Regions from separate parts of the Homo sapiens genome. Here region 1 is linked to region 2. The links are chromatin loops, found by intact Hi-C in ENCODE. Cell type or tissue: GM12878. All regions are shown on one strand. Links, peaks and the distances in the headings refer to the core of each region. The heading gives the core; the rest is flanking DNA.

Region 1 (11,262 bases), core at 1,983-9,982, 49 kb after region 2:
CAATGACTGTGTCTCTAGGTACCGTGCCATCATGATTCCAGTCTTCAGAAATACTCCACAGACACAGGCTCCATGCCTTCCAAGCAGCAGGTCAGCCCCAGGCTCTGGGCTTGTTCTAGCGCCCCCAGGCTTCCGTGACCCCAGGGGCCAGGTCTATTCTAGCAGACCTAGGCACTGGGACTACCCACTAGACAGTAGAACCTGGATGGTCCCCACCAACCAAGGCTCCAGGATTACTCATTCAGACCCAGGCTCTAAGCCAGCTCCCTGGCTGCAAAACATAAGCCCACCTCTGTAGACCTCAGATCCAGGCCCACTCCAATATCAAGCCCATTCCCATGGATTTCAGGATCCAGGCTCAGCCCAGTGGACCAAGGTTCCAGGCTCAGGTGCTGGAATTAGCACCTCAATGGCTCCTGTAGATGCAAGTTAAACACCAGGTCAGCTCCTGTGGAATCTCCCTGGTCAGACTCCAGGTCAACAGGTCCTGGAGTCCAGTCTGGAGTGGATCCAGACTCCAGGCCAATGCCATGGACCCAGTTGCCAGATCTGTTGACCTGCTGACTCAAGAACCAGAAGTCTACCTGAGGAATCCACAGCAAGTCCACCTGCAGAACATGCAAAACAGCCTAGTCAGAATCTCTGAATAGGTTGACTGGTCAAGCCTTTCTCAGACAAAGCCACTCTTCAAAGACTGAAATAAATCTCTACTTCCTCAAATGCACAGACAACAATGCATGGTCACAAGTATCAAGAACAACCAGGGAAACATGACATTACAATAAATAAATACATAACTAACTAACTAAATAAATAAATAAATAACAAATACAAATGCTAGTAGCTAACTCTAAAATAATGGAGATGTCTGAACTGCCTGAGAAATAATTTGATATAATTTTAACAAGATGGGTGAACTTCTAGAAAATACTGAGAAATAATTCAACAAAATCAAGAAAACAATACATGACCAAACAAGAAATTTAACGGATTGAATTTGAAAAAAAGAACAAACAAATTATGGAGCTGAAAAATAAAATGAACAAAAGAAAAAATGCAAAAGAAAAACATTAACAAAAGGATTGATCAAACAGAGAATCTGTGAACTTGAAGGCAGGTTATTTGAAAATATACAGTCAGTTAAAAATAAAGGGAAAAATGAAAAGGAATGGAAAAAGCTTACAGGACATATGGGACATCATCAAAAAAGCAAATTTGTAACTTGTAGGAGTTGGAGGGAAAGAGAGAGAAAGACATAAAACTCATTTAAAAAATAATAGCAGAATATATTCCAAATGTAGGGAAAGCTATAAATATTCAAGTACAGGAAAGGGAAAAGTCTCCAATTAGATGCAATCCAAACAAGATGATGCAAAGATATAATTAATATGTCTAAAATCAAAGACTGAAAATCCCATATTAGAAAGAATTTAGTAAGACCAGCAACAAATTTCTCAGCAGAAACCTCACAGGTCTGAAGATAGTGGGATGATAGATTTAAGTGCTGAAGGAAACACACAGACACACAGACACACAGACACACACACACACACACACACACACACACACACACACACACACACCCCAAACTACCGACCCAGAATAACTTACCCAACAAAGCTATCCCTTCAGAAATGAAGGAGAGAGAAGCTGAGGGACTTCACCATGACCAGATTAGTTTACAACAAATGCTAAAGAGAGTTCTTCAACTGAAAGAAAAAAGCACTAACTAGTAACATGAAAACATATGAAAGTATAAAACTCACTATTTAAAGTAAGTATATAGCCAAATTTAGAATACACCTGGACTATAACGATGATGTGTAAATCACTGATATCTTTAGTTAGGTTTAATGACAAAAGTATTAAAATAATAGTTATGATAATTTGTTTAGGGACATATAATAGACAATGATGTAAATCATGACACCAAAAACAAAAAATGTGAAGTGTAAATTGAATAAAAAGACTCACTTCATGTGAGTGATGTTATGTTTTTATCAGCTTAAGATACCCTATTATAACTATAAGATGTTTTATGCAAACCTCATCATAACCACAATGCAAAAACCTGTAGTAGATACATAGAAGATGAAAAAGAAAAAAATCAAACTATACAACTAGGGAGAAATCACCTAATCACAAAGGAAGACAATAAGAGAGGAAAAAGGAACCAAGGATCTACAATACAACCAGAAACTATTTTTAAAATGGCAGTAGGTAAGTTGTTATCTACCAACAAATACCTCAAATATAAATAGATTAGATTATCCAGTCAAAAGACATGACATAGAGTGTCTGAATGGATGAAAAAGAAAGAAAAAGAAAAAAAAAAAAAACAAAACAAGACCCATCTAAAAGAAAAATACCAAGACCCATCTATCTTCTGCCTATAAGAGACACACTTCACCTATAAGGAAACATATACATTTTAAAATATGGGCCCTTTCACTGTGTATATTCCTATTGTGTTGCTTTTTTATTTTTCCTAAGACTCCAATTATGTAAGTATTGAATCTTCTTTGACTGTTGACATTTCACTTATTTTTTGTCTACCCTTTTCCTTTCTTTCCTTATTTTTCATTTTCTTGATTGTTTTCCTAATTATTTTTGGTATACTTTATTAAATTTATATTTGTGTTTAGTCTCCCTTTTCTACTTTGTAACTGTGTCCTGATTTCTCAAATGGACTATTTCTTCAATTTGTTTATTAAGTCTGCCCAACATTGTTTAGGTATAAGCCCTTTTTGTCTATTTATATTTTATTCAAAATGTTTAATTCAAGATATTTTTAATACTTAAAAATGCTTGTTAAATTATATTTAATTTAATCTGAAGTGTTATGGTATAATTTCCTTCTGCCCGTTTTTGTATCATTATATTCTCATTGGTTGGAATATTTTGATCTTATTTGCTGACTCCCTTCCCACCCTTGTAGTTCATTGCATGGATAGAGACATTTTTGTGTGCTATTATAGTGTGTATGTGTCCCTGTGTGAGTTCCTGTGTATGTAGAAAGATAGGTATATATGTAGTTTGATTGATTGATTTATACATAGATGTCTATATATAGGTAGATAAATGCAGTCAGCCATACTGTCTATGAGTTCCACATCTGTGTATTTAATTAGCTGTAGATCAAAAATATTCAAGAATAAAATTGCCTCTGCACTGAACATGTATAGATGTTTTTTTCTCAGCATTCTTTTCTTTTTTTAAAATTTTTATTATACTTTAAATTTTAGGATACATGTGCACAACGTGCAGGTTTGTTACATATGGATACGTGTGCCATGTTGGTGTGCTGCACCCATTAACTGGTCATTTAGCATTAGGTATATCTCCTAATGCTATCTCTCCCCCCCTCCTCCCACCCCACAACAGGCCCTGGTGTGTGATGTTCCCCTTCCTGTGTCCATGTGTTCTCATTGTTCAATTCCCACCTATGAGTGAGAACATGCGGTGTTTGGTTTCTTGTCCTTGAGATAGTTTGCTGAGAATGATGGTTTCCAGCTTCATCCATGTCCCTACAAAGGACATGAACTCATCATTTTTTATGGCTGCATAGTATTCCATGGTGTATATGTGCCACATTTTCTTAATCCAGTCTATCATTGTTGGACATTTGGGTTCATTCCAAGTCTTTGCTATTGTGAATAGTGCCACAATAAACATACGTGTGCATGTGTCTTTATAGCAGCATGATTTATAATCCTTTGGGTATATACCCAGTAATGGGATGGCTGGGTTGAATGGTATTTCTAGTTCTAGATCCCTGAGGAATCGCCACACGTGTGCTGGAGAGGATGTGGAGAAATAGGAACACTTTTACACTGTTGGTGGGACTGTAAACTAGTTCAACCATTGTGGAAGTCGGTGTGGCGATTTCTCAGCATTATTTTCTAAACAATACAGTAGAATAACTATTTAGATAGTATTAGATGTTATAAGTAATCTAGAGATAATTTATAGCATAGCCAAAGATATGCATAGGTTATATGCAAATACTATGCTATTTTATATCAGAAACTTGAGCATCTGCAGATTTTCATAACCCTGGAGGTCATGAAACCAATCCCCCATGAATACCGAGGGACAACTCTACATATACACACACATATAGCTGTGTATATCTCTATATCTAAATACATAAAAATACACAAAAATATTTATAAAATATTACCTCCAACAAACTTTGTTGTAGTGAGTGTGTGTGTGTGTGTTTTGTTTTAGGAGAATACTCAATTTACTTGCATTACTTCCTCTTTCTTAACCATTACAACTCTACAGGGCAATGTCTTTATTCTACTCTCCTCCTTTTCCCTGGAAATAACTTTTCTAGGTTTTTCACAACAAGTTTTATACAATAGCTCGGCTTTTTTTCCCTAGGTAATGCTGTTTTCTATCAGGCCTTGACTCGGTTTTTAATTTTTGTTATGACAGTAGAATTTTCTTATTGATTTTATCCATTTGATCCCACTAGTAGGATTTCTATTTCCCTTTTCTCTTTTCTAAGCTGTCTCTTCAGACTTCACTCTACCCACATGGAATTATGACATTTTCAAATTCAGTTCTTTTCTTCTGAAAAATATTTCTCTACCTATAGTCAACTTTCACTTCATAGGGTCATCTGTCTTAAAGTGATGCACAAATGTGTGATTCATTTATTTACTTTCTTTGATCTGAATGGTTTTTGGGAGGATAGATACAAAGAGTAACTTTTAAGTGCTGTTATTAGCTTAAAGCCTTTTTCTATGTCTTTTCTATGGAATTTCTTATTTATCTTCATTTCATTGATATAGATATACACTACCATAAAATGTATTCTGGTAATTGTCCTATGTATACCTTCTATAATAATTTTGCTGTTGTGGTCTGGATCATCCCTGTATTATTTTTAATGGCAAGGTTTTACATTCTTAAATGAAATGTCTTATTGTTTAGTAAAATATTGTTATTAATTATTGCTTTTCTCCTGTCTTCATGGAATTCTATTTGCATATTTTTCAACTTTTGTTGACTTTATAGTTTTTAATATGTTAAAATATAGTCATGTTTTATGACTGCTCATGTGTATGTGAAAACTGTATTCTTATTACTGGTATCACTCTGCCCTCTAGTGGGTATTCTGTTTTTGCCACTTGCAACAGAAAAATTTATTCCCTCAGCTACTATTCAGGAGGTGGATTTTGTACTACTAGACTATATGAAAACAAATTCTACCAATTACAATTGGCTAAGAATTATACAACAATTAGACAATAATTGACTTGTAATATTGATGAAAAGTAAAATATTTTGTTCTCATTATGTCAAACTAGGATAAAATTTAAAAAAATTTCTTCATGCAAGAAAGAATATTGGACTAAGATTTATTTGTCAACCTCTTATATAATTTGGTAGGTTTCCTTGGAAAATCATTGAAATATTCAAGTTTTGGTTAACCATTTGTAATATTTTTGAAAACCTTACAAACACATTTGGAAATTCTTTGAGAATTAAATGGTGTAAAAGTTTGATTTGTAAACATATACTTTTGCAAAATGTAAAGGAAAATGCAAAATGCAAACAGTATGTGACATATAGGTATACTTAATGCACGTTGTGCACATGTACCCTAAAACTTAAAGTATAATAATAATAAAATTTAAAAAAATGTGTATGCGGTTTATGCATAATATATGTATATGTTTCTGTATTGCTTGATTCTTCTCTGTATGTATATATGTCTGTCCTGTATCAGCGAGCTATCTATCTACCTATCCATCATCCGTCACCCATCTGTATTTAAATTAGTGCTTCCCTTAAGCCTTCTGTTTCAAACATCAGGCATAAAGAGGATTTTGTTGCTCAGAGGCAATAGCTCTGCATTTATTTCTCCCCAAGTCCCTGGTAAGCACTAATTTTTTTGTCTCTGTAATTTGATGTTTCTAGGTACCTCTTATACATAGTATATTACAATATTTGCCTTTTGTGTCTGTCTTATTTCACTTAACTTAATGTTTTCATGGTTCATGCATGTTGAATTATCTCTCCATGGAGAGCTCTACTTTGAGCTACTGTGAATAATACTGTGAATAATACTGGGAAGAACATTGGTACACAAAAAATATGTTTGAATCTCTGCTCTCAATTATTTGAGTATCTATTGGAAGTGTAATTGCTGGGTCATGTGTATTTTCACGTCTAATTATTGGAGGAACTACCATAGGTTTTTGTAGAGCAGCTTCACCATTTTACATTCTCACCAGTAATATTCAAGGAGTCCAATTCATTCCATCTCCCCTGAATCCTGTTATTTTCCAACTTTTCCTTCTTTTTCTTTGTTTGTTTTTTCTTTTTCATAATTGCCATCCTAAAGGGTGTGAGGTGGTAGCTGTTTTGTTTACTTATTTGTTTGTGTGTGTGTGTGTTATTATTGTCATAAGACCAAATACATGAGCTCAAACGTTCAACAGAATTTTAATTTTATGCAGTATGGTTTTAAAAAAAAAAACTAAAAGCACAATGTTGTACAGCAGAACTCTAGAACTCTAGAATCTGTTCGTCTTAAATAAAGGAGCTGCTGTTCATTGTGGTTTTGATTTGCATATCCCCAATTAGTAGTGCTGGACATGTTTCCACATGCTTATTGGCATGTGTGTAGCTTCTTTGAAGACATGTGTATTCAAGTTCTTTGCCTGTTTTTGAATTGGGCTGTTTTTGTTTTGTAGATTTATAGGAGTTTTTAAAATATATATATTCTGTACATTAATCACTTAGAAATATGATTTCAAAAGATTTTATCCTATATTTTGGGCTGCCATTTTACTCTGTTAGGAGTGTTCTTTGAAGTTTTTAGTTTTTAATTTTGATGAAGTCCATTATATATATATGTATGTATGTATATACATATATTATATACATATATACACATTATATATACATGTGTATATATACATATATATGTATACGTACATGTATACATACATGTACGTATACATGTACATATACATGTACATACATATATTATATACATATATATGTATGTAAATACTTTTGGTGTCATATACAATAAATAATTAACAAAGTCAGTGTCATGAAGTTTTTTTTCTAGGTCTTCCCCTGGCAAGGTTTGCATCTGTATCCCCACAAAATCTCATGTAACACCCCAGTGTTGGAGGTGGGACCTGGTGGTAGGTGATTGAATCGTGGGGGCGGTTTCTCATGAATGGTTTAGCACCATCCTCTTGGTGCTGTTCTTGTGACATTGAGTGAGTGAGGTCTCATGAGATCTGGTTATCTAAAAGTGTGTAGCACCCCCCTGCCACCCCATCTCTTCCTCTTGCTTCAGCCACGTAAGATGTGCCTGCTTCCCCTTCACCTTTCACCATAATTGTAAGTTTCCTGAGGCCTCCTCAGAAGCCAAGAAGATGCCATCATCATGCTTCCTGTACAGCTTGCAGAACCATGAGCCAACTGAACCACTTTTCTTTATAAATTACCCAGTCTCAGGTATTTCTTTACAGCAGTGTGAGAACTGACTCATGTATATCCTAAGAGTTGTATAGTTTTGGCTCTTACCTTTAGGTCTTTAATCCATTTTAAGTTAATTTTTTGTTCATTGTGTAAGATAAGGGTTCAAATTTCTCTGGCAGGAGGCTAGTTTTCTCAATACCATCTGTTAAAAAGACTGAACTCTTCCTATTGAATAATCTTGGCACTGATGTGTAATACATTTGACCATATATATGTACGTTTACTTCTGGGTTGTCTATTCTATTCTATTAGTCTATATAACTTTCTTTATAACAGTACTTTACTGCTTTGATTACTATAGTTCTGTGGTAAGTATGAAATCAGAAAGTGTGAAACCTCAAACTTTGTTTTCCTTTTTCAAGATTGTTTTGGCCTTTTAGGGTCTCATGTAATTCTGTCTAGATTTTAGAATGGATTTTTCTATTAAAAATGTCATTAGGATTTTGATAGAGTTTTCACTGTATTTGTAATTGCTATGGGGAGTATTGGCATCTTAAAATATAAAGCCTTCAAATCTATGAACATGAGATGACTTTTCCTTTATTTATGTCCTCTTTAATTTCTGTCAGCAACATTTTATGCTTTCCAGTGTATTATTCTTTTGTCTGTTTGGCTAAGTTTATTCCTGAGTATTTCATTGTTTTTGAAGCAAATGCAAATAACTTGTTTTCTTAATTTTTTGGGGTGGGGCTTGTTTTTTGCAAGTATAGAAATGCAACAGATTTTTGTACGTTTAATTTGTATCCTGCAATTTTTCTGGATTTGTTTATTAGTTCTAGGAGTTATATTTGGGTAAGGGTGTTTGGAATCTTTAGGATTTTCTATATATAAGATATGTCGGCTGGGTATGGTGGCTCACGCCTGTAATCCCAGCACTTTGGGAGGCTGAGGCGGGTGGATCACCTGAAGTCAGGAGTTCAAGACCAGCCTGGTCAACATGGTGAAGCCCTGTCTCTACTAAAAATACAAAAAGTGAACCGGCCATGGTGGTGGGCACCTGTAATCCCAGCTATTCAGAAGGCTGAGGCAGGAGAATCACTTGAACATGGGAGGCAGAGGTTGCATTGAGCCAAGGTTGTGCCATTGCACTCCAGCCTGGGCAACAAGAGTGAAACTCTGTAAAAAATAAAAATAAAAAAAATGAAAAAAAGTCATCTGCTAAAATTCTGATTTTCTTCTGTCAAATTTGGATGATTTTAAAAAACTTTTCTTGCCTAATTGCTCTGGCTAGAACCTTTAAAACGATTTTGAATGAAAGTGGTGAAAGAAAACATCCTTGTCTTATTCTTGAACTTTGAGGAAAATCTTTCAGTCTTTCCACCTTTGAGTATTAATTAGCATAGGTTTTTCATATATCGCTGGCCTTAATATACTGAAGATGTTTTCTCTATTCTTAGTTTTTTTAGTGGTTTTATTATGAAAGAGTGTGCACTTTTGTCAAATCGCTTTTCTGCACTAATTGAGAAGATCAGGTATTTTTTCATTTACACTGTTAATGTGGTGTATTATACTGATTAATTTTAATGTGGTAAATTGTACTATACTTGCATTCCAGGAATAAATTCCACTTGCCATGTGTTTAATTTTAATGTCTTTTTACATGCTGTTGAGTACAGTTTGTAGTATTCTCTTGAGGAATTTTTGCATCTCTATTTGTAATGAAATTAACAATGAATTTCGAGAATCACTGAACTACATATCTAATAAATTAAAAAATAATGCATATCACATTTACTTAAAGAAAAGTCGAACAGGTATTTATATAAGTTGAATAAACATTTGCTACCTAAAATGAAGCTCACAGTGCAATGTTATATAAAAAGGATAATATAAAATATAGCTATGATATTTATTATATAAGCTTTGTATCAGATACACACTAATACATACATACACACATGGGAGTGAGAAAACTTGAAATAAAGAAACAATTGAGAGTATTTATCTCTGGATTGTTGCCCAATGGCTGTTTTTTTTTCTTTTGTACATTTTTGTATTTTCAGGTATTTTAAATTAAAATATATTGTGTGGTTCAACATATTTAAGTTTATGATGAAATTATTCACCAGTTATTACAAGAAATTACATGCAACCAGGATATCACATGGGGCATTGTTTTATGTAATTGCTTTATTTGTGGCCTCTTAGGCAATACTTCAATTATATTCTCTAGGGTTAACATCCCTAAGGCCTTTGTGGCATATATATTTGTGACACAGTTTGGTGTCAGGATTCAGTCTTTTGGTAACATTTTTCTCTCTGTTATCACTGAGTTTATTTGAAAAAATCAGGGGAAAAAAGTCATTTTCTTGAAACATTTATTGAAATATATTACAAACTCCTGCCTGCCACTTTTATTGTGATTTGCTTTTTTTTTTTTTTTTTTCAGTTCTCCACAAGAACTTTCCTGGAGTCCGTTAATCTTTGCAAAAGAAGCGTTAGTAAATGAATGAATAAGTCAATTTATTCTGTACTTAAGTGAGTTATTCAATTCTTACTTTATATAACTTTAGAAGGAAAAGAGTGTGTTCCAACAATCTTTGCAGGAGGCAAACCCATATGTAAATCTAACTGCCGTTCCGTTAACTAGGAATATTATCTTTCACCATATTTATTATTATTAATTTGCCTGTATTCTTTTTATCACAATATTCTTCTTCTTTTTATGGGCACAAACTTTAGTTTTAATAAGTAATAAGAATTGTATGCTATGTTGTATAATTTGCAATTACATGCATTATGCCTCGGAATAATTCTTAGAAAAACAGTTTTGAGGTCAAGGCCAATATTTTATAATTTTACAGTTTCTAAAATGCCTATTACAGTGCTGAGTGCATAGCAAATGCACAATCGGATAGCCATGCTGGGTGTCACTACAAAAGAGGGAAAGCCTGTGCACGGCACCTTGAGCCCTCATTCAGCTCAAAAAGGGTGACACTTCCTGGGGCTAAATGGGAGATTGTGAACTTTGGCCCCAAGTCTTTCAGTCAAGAAATAAGAGTGTAGGAAGTGGGTTCAAAAGTGCCACACATAGAAAAGATGTTTGGGTAACAATAAGTCGAATATATATTATAAAATACATATCTTTGATGGAAATGATTTTCTTTTCAGGCCCAGTCTGCTCAGAGTTTGTTAGAACATCCTTAGGAAAGAATACAGATATTGGAAAATGCTTGAAAAAGTATGTTCAGTTAGGAAATTTGCACTCAATGAGTTTTGTGTCAAACTAAAACATAAGTTTAGAAAATAACAACAAATGTAGACGGTCAAATCACAGGTGTCAAATGAAGTGAATTTAAAGGAGCAATTAAAGAAAGAAACTGCATGGATATGTAAGTTGTACATAAAATACTTTTATATGTAACCCTAACCCTAACCTATATAAAACCTATATAATTTTCTCTATATATAATCATATATATATATATATATATATATATATATATACACTGCATGCACTTATGTTTTCTGCAAAATATAAGTGCGTGCAGTATATTCTCTTGGAGACTAAACATTGTAACAACTCAGTGTAAACTATAGAGTGCTTAATTTCACCTAATGATAAAGCATAGAATTTTTACAGAATGCTGTGTGGAATGGTGTTCTTTCTATGCCTACTGCTATTTTAGCTTTCGGTAAGCAGTCATGACATGGTTCTGGATTAAACTGGCACAAAACAGTAATTGAGTTATTTTGAATGAACTCAGAACATTTTTTAAAAATCCAATACCTCATTTTCCCTTC
Region 2 (11,262 bases), core at 853-8,852:
CCTGTCTCCTCCAGCGCTGACTTCTAGCTAGTCCCTTGATTGAGCTCTTAACAATCCTTTCCCCTCTTCTATGAAGCTAGAAGCTTACGGGTGATGGGCTATATGGTAAGATCAGTGAATTCTGAGATCATGAGAAAATTTTATATCTCCTTTGCCCTAAAAGGTCCTAGGCAATCTTTAAGGGATATTATATCAATGTATCAATCTGTCTGCAAGTTGTCAAATGTTGGTGTAGATGAAGGCACTATGGAGATGGGAGGCAAATCTATGTCTACAGTGTCTATTGTTTCTGATTAGGAGCAATTGCTTTCACTTTCAGGGTGGAAGAAGTTTTGTATAATTAACCCGCTATCAGTCACATAAATATTTTCCCAGAGATAGGCATCACATTGAGTGCTCAGGCATGGATTCTGCTACTGGCATGTTGGACACTCAGAGGGGGCAGACGGCAGATCAGCATTTATGGTAGGGAGCTCGTGTCTCTGAGCCCAAGCATAAAACATCCTTGCCAGTATAGACACTCTGTCCATGTGCTTATTGTGCCATCACTGGAATATCCTTAGGCTGGATCATGTCAGAGCACAGTCCATCCTCATCGTGTAGATAGTTAAAGCCTGTTCTCTTGTACATGCTTTCAAGTTAGTTCCAACTTCAATAGGTCTATTCACATAACTCTTTTCCAGATCGCTTGGTCCAGTCTTCTGACCTTCCAGACACTTGATCAACAAACTAGGCATTTATCACTGCTTCAAGTCAATGTATATTTATTACCCAGGACTCTTCCCCTTCTATACAAAGTTGAAAGCAAGAATATTATTCAGGGTTTTGTCCACTAGCAGAAATTCTCTAGGCTACATACCTTTGAGGCCACCATTTAGGGCTGGGATGTCATTTTAGGTTAATATCAATGTATTGTGGTGACTTGTTTGTGAACCTGAACAGAATCCTTTCCTCCTCTGTCAGATCATCTCAGAGCATTCCCTGTGAGGCCATATGTGTGACTTGAGGAAGAGGCATTGATTTAACAGAGATGAGTCATATGAGAGTCAGAACTATCCATTTGTTCCTGAACCACTCTTTTCTTCTGATCTGCTCAGGCCAAGCTTTTACCAGTTCAGGCTTGTATTTGTTGAATTCAAATTGTTTTATTCCAAGTATTATATTTTATTCTATTTATTTCATATATTAACATAAAACCTTGAAAAAATTTGATTATTCATTTTTTCCCATTCCTTTCTCTAAATTAGTGTCAAGATTATCTTTTTGAAAGCAGCCTTCCCATAGAATATAGGAAAAAAAATTTTTCCTGCTTGTCAGAGGGAATATTTCAAGACATGATAAAAGGTATTAGCATCCTAGACAATATTATTCCCTAAAGTTTCCCTTATTTTGCATATTGAAAACAATTCCAATGTTGTAATAAATTTAACTTTTGGTTTGTCTATTTAGCCTACAAGAACAGTAAGTTAATCTTCCTCATACTCAGTAATTAGATACAAATGAGGATGTGGAGGTGCCTCAAGGACACCAAAGATATGAGGGAGAAAGAGGAAAAAAACAAACGGATGGTGGAGAGGGTGATAGAAAACAGAAAGGCATTGGTTAAAGAAGCTGTGGATCACCAAGAAATACTTCTACTCCCACCAGTGATTTAAAGTTGCCCCTCCCTGCATTGGGGAACAAATTTTTCTAGCTTCTGTAATACACTTATAATTTATTTGCAAGTAGTATGCAGGAAAGGAAGTGTGATGTCTCAAAACAAGAGGTTCTAGTCTGTGGGATATAGACATCTCCCTCCGAGAACCCTCATATTTATAGCAAGTGGCCTGAGAATTAATATGTACACCAGGAACTTAATCTCACTTTTTTCAACTTCATTTCTATTTGTTTTATTAACTCAAGTTAGTAAAATAACACTTAACAAAACACATTTTTATTAATATAATTTTATTCTACCAAATATGTATTGAATGCTTTTTATATACTAGGCTCTGTTTATCATTTTATAAAAGTTTGATCTTTTAATCCACATAAATATTCCATGAAGTAGGTAATAAAACTGAAAGAAAACTGAAACTCACAGAACTTAAGAAGCTTGCCCAGGTTGCACACTTATCTACCCTAAGAAAATGTTGAAAATGACAATTAATGGCCGGCATTAAATAATCAATTGCTATATAAGTAAATTAATAAATAAGACAAATGAAAACACAATGGAAGAGAGCTTGGGTAATAGTTTATAACTAACTTTTCTGTAAAATTACCTATGCGATGGTTAAGGATATAAATAAAATATTCTTTCTGAACTACACTAAAACTAATTATTTAGAAGAATAGCAATGTAAGTGAGGTCGGGTCTTGAGATACATCAAATGCTCCAGTAGAAATCTCTTTCACTGATACGACTTAGCACTTACAATCAACACGTCAAATGAGATGTTGAAAATGTCAGGATGCGCCTATTATACAGTGCAATATTTTTCATAATATGGTATGGAATGTAGTCTCAATAAGGAGAAAACGTGCAATCTTTGGTGGTCATTTGCTGTTTTTATGTACAATATCTAAATACTTTTGCAGATGCATCCTGCCTGCCTCGTAAGAACACTAACGTCAAGTTGTGGAAACTCTCTTGGTGGGCTCTGAACTCTGATTTTCCTCTAAGTAGCCGTAACTTTGACATTTTCAGTATATCTGTGTAATGTTTGGTTTGGGTTAATTTCTTCCCAAGGGTGTTAATATGACTCTCGCTAGCTTGATTATAAAACAAGTCTCCTAGGAGTTAATCTTTGGATTGAAGCATTATTAGCAAACAAATGCAAAGTCAACACATTTTTCTGGACTATTGAGAGAAGGCATTTTCTTTTTCCTAATAGAGTTGCTGAGAGTACAGATACAGGACTCCTGCTTATAATCTTACCAAGAGTGAAAAAAGTCAACACAGAAGGAAGCAGAGCCAACAGATAATTAGAAGGAACCAGTTCTTATAATAAAATTTTAACAACAGAATGTACCTATTTTCAAACAATTTTATCATATTTGTTTTCTGTTATTGCTTTTTACATTTATTTAACTACTATAACAAATACATGTAAATTTACTATCCATACCAAAACTTAAACTGTTACCAAAAATTAAATCCATTTTTAACCTCTTTTCTATGCTGTCCCCTGTCTTACCTGAAAGGTAGCCAATATCCTGATTTTGTTAATGCATAATTCTCTTATTGCTTAAAAATAAAATATATTTGCCTAAGATGGATATGTTTTTTAAAGATTTATCTGGTTTTGAATTTTAAAGAATTTAACATACTATATGTAGAGTTTTAGGCATAGATTTTACTTTTTATTCAGCATTAAGTTATTAAGTTTTGTATTGGTTATTAAGCATAACATTAGACAGTTAACAAAAATGACCCTGAAATGGAAGCCTGTGCACAATTTGTAAGGATTAGGCTCTGAAAATTGGAATGATCATTCTAGTTCTTGATAACCTTACAAGTTGCTGGACATAAAGGAGTCAATGTGAATAGAATCACTTTTTATAGAGTGGAGATGTGTTATGATTTTTTATTCATTTTGTCTTGAGGTCTCTCTCCTGAGAGTGCCCACAGCTCCAGCCCTGCTCAGACCAGGAATTCAAAGGATGTAGACATGGATATTTACAATGTGCCTTTTGTGGATACTTCTTTGTCCTGGAGGAGAGCCCAGTGCCTAAGTGTCTGACTAGGATCGAGAATTTCCTCTCACAGGAAAACTGTACTAGCAGATGTCCTTATGGCTCTTGTCTGACCTGTGCCCAATTTATTCTTACCAGGACTGCCACTTTCTGTGACAGCCCTGACTGGAGAGGGTGGGTGTGGGTGATTGTGTGTCAGATGAAACACAATGAAGAAGTGAAACCAAAATGCATGAAACAGAAGAAAGGTATGACTCACAGGTTTCAGAGAGGTGAAGAGTGCCCACAGGAGTCTGACCAAAGTCCAGAGGCAGCAGGGGGCTCAACAAGGGGAAGCAAGAAAGAGAGGATCTGTGGGTTTATGCCTTTATTAAAGTCCATGGGCATTATCCTTTAGGTTTTCCTGCGGGGGTTGTGAATTGTCTAATTTAAAGAAGACTGGTAAGTAAAGGGAGGACTGATTTGCATAACTCTGACACTGACTATTAGGTTTTATCATAGCCAGCAATTGTGAGTGTGTTGGGTTGTGGGTCAGTAAGTGAGTAACAAACAGGATATGTCACAAACAGCCAGGCCAAAGGTGGCAGAGTATGACTGGGTTTTAGACAATTTACGCTGGGCCTAAAAATAAATGCCAAAGAAGCAACCGCATTAAACAAATTTATCACAAGAAGGAGTGCAAGCTATAAGGCATTACTTCCAAAATGGTAAAATATTACTTAAAAATGTCAGTTATGAAGAAATTGGAAACAATTTAAATAAACAGTTTTGCCTAGATGCATATTTTCTGGTCAAAATGGCAACTTCCTGGGTTCACATATGACTCCTGTGTTGGAAATGGAATCTAGAGATGAGATTTGACTGAGGTTTCTGCCAGTTTGTATGTTCTAGTTACTGTAAGATTGTGGCCATTCTGCAATTCAGGTACAGATCACGGTGCAGAAACATGATTTAATGGTTAATACTGTGATCTAAATTTCTGCTTGTGGAGAAGCATGTGTGTCTGGCCCCAGGGGTGTTCTTGCCCCTGAGAACACCCTATTATTGAAGAAAATAGATGGGAATTCACTGGATTACATATCAGATTCTCCATCAGTGGAGAACTGGCCTCAAGGGATGCAACTAGAATGATGCATTTGTGACCCATCGCAGCTGCTCAAATGGGCAAAACACATTCATACAGCCCTGGTCAGTCACTCAGTGGAGATCATATATTCATGATCTACCTACTCAGAAATGGATCGCAAACTTTCTCCACATTCATCTAAAAGGGCAGTCAACTGGAATTCAAAAAGAAACATGAAATGATTTGGTAAACGCTGTACTTAGATACCTTTTTAGCAATTGTTCTTAATTGGAGACTGTTCTTAGTTATAAACGTCTTGGTAACCCAGGAAAGTTATTTCTTCATTATTAGGCTTACAGATTTTTACTGCTTCTGCTTTAAAACTTTCTTTGAAAACACTTGAAATCCTAGTTCTACGAATCTGACCAAGATTTAATAACTGAATGACTTTTCCCCGATTTATATCTGGAAAGCTTATTTCCACAGTCGGGAACATCAACTTGAAATAAATTCACCTGGTTTTGGACTTGAAGAAGTTATTTCATGTGAATTAATTTTGGGTGTGATAAGATCTTTCGTTATGACTCAGATGACCTTAGAATGTTTTTACAACTCCCCACTTTTAAATGGCTATAAAAACTAAGCTCTAAAATTCGTATTATTTGGTTAAATATTTAGCACATAGATTTTAGTTATTGCGTAGAATTATAGCATACAAATTACCTTAAAATTATTAGTTAAATTAATTTCATTAAGTATATACATTTTTAAAAGTATGTCTCTTATATAGTATGTCAGTAATTCACACTGAATACCTGTTTGCTCTAACTTTAAGCAATATTTATTCCTGAATAAGAAAATTCAAGTTATGAACTAGGGTTTCTACTAAAATTATTACTTAAGATAGAACACATTACTTTACTTGATCTACTTTTGTACCCTTTGAGCAAATTTTTTAAAAATTAAATGAGCCAGACTCTAAGAAATGAAAACTGGTAAATAAAATAATATGTGTTGATTTCCAAAGAATGCTCATAGTATCCAAGCAAAGGAGTACATAACCTATCTGGAAATAGTTACTAGGAGAGTCTACGATGCATTTTTCCCCTAATTTCACTTTCTTTTTTCTCCTCCTCTCTTTCTCCCTCTCACCTCCCCATATCTCCTCTTACTTTTTTTTTTCTCTCTGCCTTTGTGTATGTGTATGTCTATCTCTATAGCTATATATCTGTATCTCTCACTTTCCTTTCATTTCTTTCCTCTTCTCTTCCTCCTTTCTATTTTTGGGCTGAAGGCCCTTTAATTCTTTTGTACTATTAGTCTTCAATCTCTGATTTTTAAAAAAGTGTTGCTTTGCTTAAAATGTATAATATATAACTAATATTGTATCAGATTGGTGGTTTTAATTTAATAATGAGTTCAATTTTTATGTTTCTCTATGTGTCAAAACATAACTACTAAATTTAGTTATAAGTGTATCTACCAACAGGAATGGCTATAGAGATGGTGATGGAACTGGTGATGGTAGTGGTGATGCTGGTGGTTTAGTGGTATTGACAATACACTGACAACTTATTATAAACTCCAATTTCAAAAATTACAACATTATTACCACTTCTATTCTTTAAAATTCTATTAGAGTTAGCTACATTGTCACTAGTCCCTAGTTTTATGAAAAGAGAAAGGAATTGGGAAGTTATTTGCATTAAGAGATTGTTTTGAAGTCCTTCAGTGATAAATCCTAGTGGCTAGTTGAATAGTCACAGAGCTTAATGGTCTATCTAGGTACTGAAGCATTCATTTGGAAAAAAATATTGCATATGTGTGTGTGTGTGTGTGTGTGTGTGTATATATATATATGTATGTATATATGTGTTTATATATATTTATCCAAATAGAATTGAGAAAGAAAGATCAGCCACAGAATCAGGTTTTCTGGAATTTAAATCCTAGCTATATCACTCATTAACTCTATTACTTTGAGGAAGTGACAAACTCACTATGATAAATTCTAATTATTGCTATTAACATTGTTTTTTAAAATGAGCATATTTATAAATCTACTTAGACTAAAATAATTACTGTATTTTATCTAGTAATATATGTTTGCTGAACAAAATTCTGATTTATTTTATTATATACAATGCATATCTATTAGATAGTAAGAATAAAAATAATAAAATTGAAAAATAAGAAATGTAAATAGAAAGGAAAAATGTCTTTACTACATTATTGCTGAGAATGAACATTTTGGGAGCAAAATTTGGCAATGCCTATTCAAGTTTTAAAATGTTCATATTCCTTGATTCTGCAATTATATTGTTAAAAATTATCTTACAGTAATACAATTTATTCAATCTGTGTATATATACATGCATGTATATATGCATATATATATTCAAATTGCATATATACACATGTGTATACATAGATACATATAAACATGTACATATACAAACAATGTGTGTGTGTATATATATATACACACACATGCACACATACCATATACACAAACTTATGAAGATTTTCAATGCAGCATAGCTAAAATAACAGAAAATATAAATAATATAGATCTTCATATAGAGACATGCAGTGCTATCAATAATATTTATTAAAATTAGAGTATATATGTGTATGTATTGGGACCTATTGATGTGTAATTACTAAATTGCATATACAAAATCCTAATTTAATATTTCTAAGTACAAATGCACATATGAAAGAATAAGTCATCCTTAATAAATTGAAAAGTGTTCCAGAAGTCAAAATTAGAACCTGGTGTATGTGACTCACATTCCTTGCTCTGTGTTTTACACTGCACAAAGTCCCTTTGTCCCTCCTCTGGGCCTTTGTACATCTGCTCCACCTGCTGGGAGTAGCCCCTGGTCTTACTTTATCTTAGCCACAGTCTAGCTTTAAGGCTTAAATCATTTCTTTTCTTTCATTTCTTTATGAAAACAGTTCAGTTATTTCTATTCAACAGTTATTTCTATTGTCATTATTTTACCTGCCCTTTATTTAAGAAAATAGGTCACATTTGACAATTTTTTGGATTATCTGTTGTCTACTTAAATTAGTAGGAAAAGTGAGGGAACTATGAAGAATTAATTATAATTGCCTCTGTCTTTCCTAGAACAGCTCTTTAAAAAAGAATTCCTTACTACCTACCGTGCAAGAACATGCCATGAAGGTGGCTGATGGTGTGATTCAAGATTGAACTGGAAGTTCAAGGTACAGTTTAATTATTGATGTAGGCTGAATTGTCTAGGAATACACAGGGTAAAAGATGACAGTTAGAAAATGTCATCATTGAGCTTATTGGATAGGGAAATAGCAACCAGACTCTAGAAGAGATTTACTTTCACACATGGAGGATGGGCTGGCACCAGCATTATCTATGTCCCACTGCTCACTGCAGTTTCCTTCCAATTGATAAATGATATTGATGTCCACTGCAACTTTACTATTCCCAGGAACTCTGAGATATGTGGAAGAAGTAGCAATTCTTAAGCATTTGCTTATGGAAATAAGAGAAACATGTAATAAACATAAAGTAATGATATATAGAAAACACATCTTGTGAGTGGGTGGAGAAATATTCAGACTGGTGAAAGTGGCGGTAGGCAGTGGGGAGAATTGGTTGACTGAGGGCATAGACAGAGGCACTAGGCAAGCCTGGACTTTACAGACATGTGACATGATCAGGAAAACCAACACGAATACTGCACTCCCACCCTTTATGGGTATTACCTCCATTAGCCTTCACAGCAGTTTTGTGAGCCATCAGGTGAAAATACTGGGGCGCTGTGAGGCAAAGGAGTTGGTAGCCTGGGCATCGGAGTTAGTCACATGCCTGCAAGAAACTGTGAGGCAGCTATGCAATTTCTCTAAGCCTCAGTTGCTGCTTCAGAAAATCCAGTCATAATACTTATTTCATATGGCCGTTCATGATAATCAAATGAGAAAAAGATGTTTAGTCATTGCCCATAATCAGTAAGTAATACAAACATGGTAGCTATGGCTTCTCTTTCACTAATTGTGCTGTTGCAGAAATTGAGGACTGGGGAGGTTGAGATTACAAAGCCAGTATGTAGCCTGGCTAGGACTTAGAGGTAGGTTTGCTGTGTCTGAATTCAGGAACATACCCTTTGAACAGAAGATTAAGTATGGAAAAAAATAACAGGGTATGAGTCTGGCAGGAAGTAAGTGGGACTGATGGTGGAATAAATACAGTGAAGCACATGAGAAATGAAGTCCAAACAGTAAGAGAAAAGGGGCTGGTGATGAGACCTGAATGTCAGTTGGAAAAGTTCAATTCTGTTCCGTATCAACACAGGGTCATACTAGGTCCCAAACTTAAGGACAGACAGGGCATATATATTCTAGAATAGCGGCTTTCATTTTTCTGAACATGAAATGAACAACCCCTCTAAGGAAATCCTACCCAGAGACATAAACAATTAATGCAAATAACAACTGAGTGTTTGTGTTTGAAGAGGACAGAGCCAGTCCTGCTGATACTCATCTAGGAAACCATCCTTATACTGCAGATGAGAAAACCAGGTTTCGGAGATGCCAGCAGCATGCTCAAATACAGATTAAGTTAGTGATGCAAAGTGGAATAAAATCTACTTGTCATTTATTGACTCCCAAGCCAGCGTTCCTTTAACTTCACAAGGATTGTTGCAAGAAAGTACTCAGTCCTGGGGCTAGGGAGGAGAGGATGAGATTAAGTAATATATGGCACTTCCACAGTTTCCTGTGGTTGTTCTGCATTCAGTGTAAGGGATGGGGGTGGAGTGGGCTACTGAAAAGCAGGAGTGACTTCTTAGCATTAACAGAGGGGCATAATCCAAATATCAATGTGAAGCTTTGCTTTTTGCAAAATTTCTTAGATGTGGCATCCAGGTCTGCTTTATAGTCCCTAGTAATATGAGGCATTCTTTACTGCAGGTTTTTCTCTTGGTTGCAGTAGTAACTTCCCTGAAATACAATCTATTCTTCTCTTCTCATGTGGTGGGATATACTAGGTATGAATCGAAGCCGTGTGAGCAAAATGCCAGCTCCACCACAAAATAGTTATATAATCTCGTGCAAGATATTTAACTCCTAAGGGCTTTGGTCTCTCTTTACGATGGGAGTAGTATAGGTACCTACCTCATGTGGTATCATGAGGTTTAAATGAAATAATATGGCTAACATATCTGGCATAGTGCCCAGCAGCATTGTTAGCCTAAAAGCTAATTGCTTAGTTGTTGTCATTATGCTCTGAAATCCTTTGTTCCATTTAGGAAACAGAGGAAACTGAAAGGAATGACTCAGGCTAATTCAAGGTTCAAGTCAGTTGTATTGGGGATCTGGAGTTTTGCTGAACCATGATGGTTTATAATCTTCATTACTGAACAATGAAGTCAGGGATTATATAGTAACTACTTTTAGGTATATGATGATCATTTAAAATTTAGAAGAAAAGCACACAATTGGAAAAGAATCAATATTTTTTTAAAAAGCACAAGAATAACCTACTTCATCACATTATTTTTAAGATAAGCAGGATAATAATTGTAATATACTTAGCATAGTGATTGGTGAATGATAAATCTCACAGCATAATTACTAGAGAAGCTGTATTGATATTTGAGGGTACTGATTCCGGCATCAGAATATAAGGTCCAAATTCTAGCTTCACTACTGAAGAGCTATGTGACCTTGCTTAAGGTTCCTAAACTGTATGAGAGTACGTTCCTGTTTCTGTAAAACAAAGCCAATCATAGAATTATTCTAATGCCTGGAATAAGGAATTGCCTCCAAGGTGAGGTAGGTGCTAAAAAAGTTATCTATTAATAATAACTATTATAAAGGTAGGACAAGGAGGAAAAAATCTATTTCACATAGAAACACAATTTAGAAAGGGAGGAGAAAAGGCTTGGGGAAGCCTTGCATAAATAAAGTATTTCCCTTTTAAATTATTTATTTAGCACATTCTTAGAAGTCAAATGCCTAGATGGAGAATACATGGGTAAAAACAAAGAACAAATTCCCTGAGGTCCTGGAAATACAAGAAGCCAAATTAGTCACTAATTATAAATCATATCTTGCTTATTTAGGATTCTCAACTCTCAGCTGGAACTCATATCAACACCTGAGAAATGGAAAATCAAAACAATGTGACTGAATTCATTCTTCTGGGTCTCACAGAGAACCTGGAGCTGTGGAAAATATTTTCTGCTGTGTTTCTTGTCATGTATGTAGCCACAGTGCTGGAAAATCTACTTATTGTGGTAACTATTATCACAAGTCAGAGTCTGAGGTCACCTATGTATTTTTTTCTTACCTTCTTGTCCCTTTTGGATGTCATGTTCTCATCTGTCGTTGCCCCCAAGGTGATTGTAGACACCCTCTCCAAGAGCACTACCATCTCTCTCAAAGGCTGCCTCACCCAGCTGTTTGTGGAGCATTTCTTTGGTGGTGTGGGGATCATCCTCCTCACTGTGATGGCCTATGACCGCTACGTGGCC

The links. Hi-C counts contacts between places; a loop is a spot of excess contacts. Peaks named below come from ENCODE experiments on the same cell type or tissue, not always from the same donor. Only the 100,000 strongest peaks of a DNase experiment are listed, where the experiment ranks them.
Region 1: a loop joins it to region 2, with 4 times the contacts of the local background. A loop is called at or near these places in 2 of 110 quality-filtered maps.

The regions. Positions count from the first base shown.
Region 1 is chr11:55,702,108-55,713,369 of GRCh38, forward strand. No RefSeq gene overlaps it. Among named protein-coding and RNA genes, the nearest start is that of OR5D3, 16 kb to the right of the region's middle. In GM12878, for the core only: a CTCF peak has its summit at 5,131 (motif pointing left); a DNase peak (open chromatin) is centred at 5,094.
Region 2 is chr11:55,654,274-55,665,535 of GRCh38, forward strand. OR4C6 (olfactory receptor family 4 subfamily C member 6) reads left to right here and starts at 7,928. Exons shown (of 2, transcript NM_001004704.2): 1 at 7,928-7,975; 2 at 10,852-11,262. The coding sequence starts at 10,894. In GM12878, for the core only: no CTCF peak of the experiment used is centred there; a DNase peak (open chromatin) is centred at 3,938.